Regions from separate parts of the Homo sapiens genome. Here region 2 is linked to region 1. The links are chromatin contacts, found by Hi-C or POLR2A ChIA-PET in ENCODE. All regions are on one chromosome and are shown on one strand. The core of a region is the stretch at or near the end of the contact, and the rest is flanking DNA. Distances in the headings are between cores, read along the strand shown.

What was found. Hi-C counts contacts between places; a loop is a spot of excess contacts on that map. ChIA-PET counts read pairs that join two places held with the same protein, here RNA polymerase II (POLR2A).
Region 2: a map of PC-9 shows a loop between it and region 1 (2.6-fold over the local background). The contact joins two enhancer-like sites. A Hi-C loop is called at or near these places in 1 of 168 maps with a recorded cell type or tissue (PC-9). POLR2A ChIA-PET finds 5 or more read pairs at or near these places in 2 of 52 experiments (MCF 10A and activated T-cell).

The regions. Positions count from the first base shown.
Region 1 is chr6:12,147,353-12,149,903 of GRCh38, reverse strand. The region is part of intron 7 of HIVEP1 (HIVEP zinc finger 1); the gene reads right to left. Among named protein-coding and RNA genes, the nearest start is that of HIVEP1, 140 kb to the right of the region's middle. Within about 2 kb of position 1,274, at least 3 of the 41 ENCODE cell types and tissues checked have a DNase peak (open chromatin) inside an H3K27ac peak, as active enhancers do; they include PC-9, where a contact is called at or near this core.
Region 2 is chr6:11,769,041-11,771,591 of GRCh38, reverse strand. The region is part of intron 1 of ADTRP (androgen dependent TFPI regulating protein); the gene reads left to right. Among named protein-coding and RNA genes, the nearest start is that of ADTRP, 8.5 kb to the left of the region's middle. RefSeq lists enhancers at 59-582, 402-696, 583-1,104, 1,105-1,628. Within about 2 kb of position 1,276, at least 33 of the 41 ENCODE cell types and tissues checked have a DNase peak (open chromatin) inside an H3K27ac peak, as active enhancers do; they include PC-9, where a contact is called at or near this core.

The DNA.
Region 1 (2,551 bases), core at 25-2,524:
GCTAAGGGTGGTAAAGAATTCAGAAGGGGTCTGTGGCCTTTCATCACATCATTTTCACATCACCCTTTAATGAACACTCTTTATCAACCAGGGACCAGGCACAATATGATGGTGAATGATAACCTGGGTATGGTGTGGTTGGCAGAGTAGAGAACAGGTCTAGGATCCTTAAAAGGAAAAGACTGAAGATAATGCTTGGAAAACACTGACATTAATTAGAAAGAAATATGGAGAAAACCTTTAGTGAAAAACAAAACAATGCACATGTAAGGGAGCAACTCAGCACAAACACAGCATAAGACCTGGGCTTTTTCCAGAACGCTATGAGCTGACGGAGATATTACCAAGTGGTAATGATGTTTAAAAAATAAGTACTATACTGGGGTGCTTTGTAGTAACACTGACTGCCTCTTAAGTGTTTAGTACATTTTGTTTAATGAATGAAAGCTCAGAGACGTTTCCTGGTGATGATTATGTTTATGCTACAGAAAAGATCAGTTAAATGACTAAGCCCCCAAATGTGTCCTATAAACCTAAAAACACAATCCTTAGGTTTCTGGCTACTGTTCTGCAAACTCTGGCAGGGGTTGTGACTTTTTAGATTTACAATCAGGTCTCCCAAATTTTGTCCTTTTTAAAAAAAGGTTTACCCCATTTTCCATGTCAGAGATCATCAAGACTCAAACATATAAGGCATGTTCTTAAATATCCTATTAGTATCAAGTATACATCACTTTCAGAAAAGCATGCTGAGTCTAATATTCCCTCTTCACATGCGGCAGGACCCCACTACTGATGTCACTACCACCCTGTTGTTAGGAAACAGGAAGTGTACCTACCAAAACAGAGAAGACAATTTTCATACTGATCAAGACTTGATGTTTCATAGTACTGGTTCCTGAAAAGACACGTGGCTCCTGATGTGGGACATTTTTCTTTCAGCACTATATTATCTAATAGTCATCTATAATCTGTTAGCATGATGAAACGACATACTTCGACTGTGTTTGGGAGAACCCAGGAAATAAAAGAGTTTCCTGGGTTATTTTGGATTTTCAGTTTTCATATAGCTAGACCAGACATCCTTCGATAACTGCAGGTGTGAAGACATAATGAAAGGTGTCTGAAAAGCCACCAAAATCACTGTTTGGAATAAAAGAGGCTGACTTTGATAACTGTTGTGGAAACTTACTGCTGGCAAAACCAGAGGATTGTCCTGAATTTCTACTGTTGACACACAGCAAATGAAATCCCGGTGTGGTTTCTAGCAGTCTGTTTGTGTAACATGACTAATATTCGAATTATGTTAGATTAAGAAGATGAGAGATGATATCAAGACCCCATGATACCACAAAAGGTTGTTCACCATTAAAAGGAAAAGACAGCAAGTTTGTGTGTTAAAATATCCCACTTTACACGATACAATGTTTTCACTTATCCTCACTGACTGGGCTAAGAAAATGGAGAATACACTGTCAGGCAGGACTCTCAAGAATGGCAGAGGCTTTACATAGTGGCTCACTTCTCAAAAGAGCTGCTGCCAAGAGCCTGCTCCCCAAGAGGGGCAGGTATCCCCTATGATGAGGGAGGTGGAGACGCATCGGGGTGTGAAGAGGATGCAGGGGGGAACCAGGCACATGAGCTCACTCGACAGTGACCAGCCCCCAGGTCTCCCTAGCTTTGTTCTGCTGGGCTGTCCACTTCAAAACTTGAAACTGTAGCACCAGAAACATTTTATTCTCCTTCATCATGTTTTAAGTCAGCCACTTCTTCTACTCCTACTGTATGTCTAATATAGTAATCATTTGCATTTTTCTTTGGAAAATAAAATTGTTAGTAAAATGAAACACTTCATAACACACTGCTCTCTTTATAACATTCTTATAGAGTTGATTGGGGCAAGGTTTTAAAACATATACAGAAGCGTTAAAGTAGGACAAGTACAGGCCTCATCTTTTACCAGAGGCTATTCTGTGGTGAAAGTTCTACACCACAGTGATCCTGGGCCAGAGCAGAAACTAATTCCAGGGGAAATAATGCTTCCTAGTTTAATAAATTGATAGCGCTATTTCCAAATTAGTCATTATACATTTATACATAGACATAAAAAACGGGATATCACAAGGGAAAATCATTTCAGACTTTCCATCCAAACTGTTAAACTCCATCTGGTGGAGAATGAGAGAGGCTGAAGTCCTGAGGTACTTCTTTTATAAAACACTCATCCACCCAGAAAAAAGGCTTTGGCTCTGTGGGAGTATTAGTATTATTGTTGCTGAATGGGATCATCCACTTAATGAAACATGCTTCTTTCTGTCATTACTGTCTAAATTCCCACTACAAAATAAAACAGCAGCAACAGCAAAAAACAAACAAACAAACAACAAACCTCAACAATGAAAATTCAAGGGTCACAGATTAAAAGCCCTATAATCTTTTGTCTCCAGAACATTTGAGAACATAACCCAGGATAAAAGTCAGATATATGTGGTCCTAAAGGGGCAATAGCTTTAAACAACTTCGGTTCAGACTTTTGTAATCAAAGAAACAC
Region 2 (2,551 bases), core at 27-2,526, 380 kb after region 1:
CAAGCTCATCCTGAGTTTTATAAACATTGCATCGTCTTTGGAGAATAAGCAGACCGTTCGGGTGGGATGGGCTGATCCACACCTGTCCCTGCTGCCCTCCTGGAAGCCTCCCCATGGAGCCTGGGAGAGGCTCTCTCGCTCTCCGTGTGCCCCAGCTGCTCCTGGCAGCCCCTTCACGCCCCAGCTCTTGCAGGTTTCTTTTCCTTGGCGGCTCCCTAGTGCCTCCCTCCTGAGCCCCCACGCGGGGGTTCCACCTGCTTGTGGTGAATTCGGACAAAGACGCCTCAATGTTGAGTAAGCTCGATGGCGACAGGGCTGCCTGGCACACACCGTGGGCACCTAGAGAGGCCCGTGTGCCATAAGCCTGAGAAGTAACCGTGAGCTGGGGTGGAGAGGGAGAGGGGATTGACAAGTTGGAGGTGTAAAGCAAGTTTTTATTGATGGAGAAGGCCCGGAGGATCTGAGTAATGCGTTCTTTCCCCCAATCCGATTTCCACATCCTGTGACTGGGAGAGGCAGGAGAAAGTCAGGAGGAGCTTGACTCACGATGACTCTAGGAAGCTCCAGCCTGAGGAAAGCAGGTCACATGGACTTCACACGCCGGGCGGAGGCGGCCTCTCCCCAGAGAGGGAAGGCCTGGCCCAGGCTCAGGATGGGATTAATTGCCCTGCTGATAGAACAGCGCAGGCCTCTTCCCCTGGGCCCAAGCCTGTGCCTGCTCTTCCTAACTACAGCAGCAGCCTGGCCTGCTGCGGCCTGAGCGGCTGGAAGTGAAACCAGGGTGAGGCGAGGCTACTGGTGGGGGAGGGAGAGAGGAGGGAACTTCTCCCAACTCCCTGTGCAAATGACTACACATCCAAATTCTGCAGCCCTGAGGGTGTGAATGTCAAAATCACCAGCAATAATGAGAAGTATTAGGGTGGCAACCCCTTCCTGCCATTTAAAGCTGTTGCCCCACCCCTCCCTGGGACACCCCTTTCTGGTTCGAAAGCTCCTCCACCCCAGGGCCCATGATTTCCTATCTTCTGGCTCTTCTACCCCCGGCCGTTCTTTAGTACCTTTATGTCCCTTTCCCTTCCTGTCCCTTAGACAAGGACCTTTCCCTGCTGTCTGCTGCCTGCTTTTCTGTTCTCCCCTCTCCTCTCTCCCTTTCCTGCAATCTTGTTCCACAGGAGGGCTCAACAGCCTGCATCTCCCCAGCCCCGCCTCTCTTGAGACTGCAGGGTCTGAATTTCCAAACGGAAGTTCCTCCAGGCAGGTGGTTCTCAGCCTCAGCTGCCCGTGATTAGAATCACCTGGGAGGATTTTAAAAATCCCAACCCCTAGGCCCTAGCCCCAGACTGATTACATTAGAATCTCTGGGGGTGGGAACCAGGCAGCGGTGGTTTGTGAAGTGGTCGTTCATTCTCCCACCTGGAGATAATTGTCTCTCTTCTGACCTCCCACAATGCTTTATCTGAACTACGCTCAGAAACCTGATAATTTTTTTTATTTTTTCGAAGTCTAGCTCAAGAACAGGACTGCTGGGTTTGACATCTACCAGCCAGGAAGCTTTAGGCAGGTTTGTTTCCTCGTTTGTAAAATGGTGGTGGGCGGGGGAGTCTAATGATAGGACTTGGCTCGTAAGGTTGTTATGAGAATGAAACACAGTTCAGTGCCTGGCACATACCAAGTAATGAATAAAAGTCCGCTTTATAGCTTTGAGTAGTAAGATTTTTGAGGGCTAAACTTGGGTCTCATTCAGTGGTTCTAGCTTTAGCCTACATAAAGATTAAATAATCTTTTTCTACATTTAAAATCTATATTTTATATTCTGTAAAGTGTATCTTAATAAGGTTGGCCAAAAATTTCTTTTTTTTTTTTAACTTTTATTTTACATTCAAGGGTACATTTGCAGGTTTGTTATATAAGTATAGATTATTTTGTGACCCGGGTAATCAGCTTAGTACCCAATAGGTAGTTTTTCAATTTCTCCCCTCATCCCACCCAGATAAACAATCTTTAACAAGCTCTGGAGAAGCTTCTTAAAAAACAAACTCTTGGACCCCATTTCCAGAGATTTTGATTCCGTAGTCTGGGATAGGATGGAGGTCCTGCATTTCTAACAAGCTCCTGGGTGATGGGTGTAGCTGGTCTGACCCACCTCTGTATCATTTCCTGCCTACGCCCTCAGCCCAGGAGCAGCATGTGGCTGACTTTGCTAGGTCTTTCCTAGAGTCCAGAGCTCAAAGATTGTTCCCCAACAGCCACCTTGATCAATCCCCAGCCCAGCTCCCCAGGCTCTAGAACCTTCCTGACTTATACCCTAAAAGCAGAGTCCAGACCACCCCTCTTGTACCAGTCCAGGGCTTTCAAGGATTTGGATGGATTCTGTCGCAAGCCTAACTTAACCCCACCCCCCAAACTCCATATCTTCATGACCTACCAGTTCTTAAATGAGAAACCACAGAACTGTACAAAGCAACAAGAATGTACAAAGCTTGCCTTCCATATCGTATTACTTTCTTGAAAAATACCCTCCTTCTCTTTCTCCTGGCTTTGGGGGCCACAC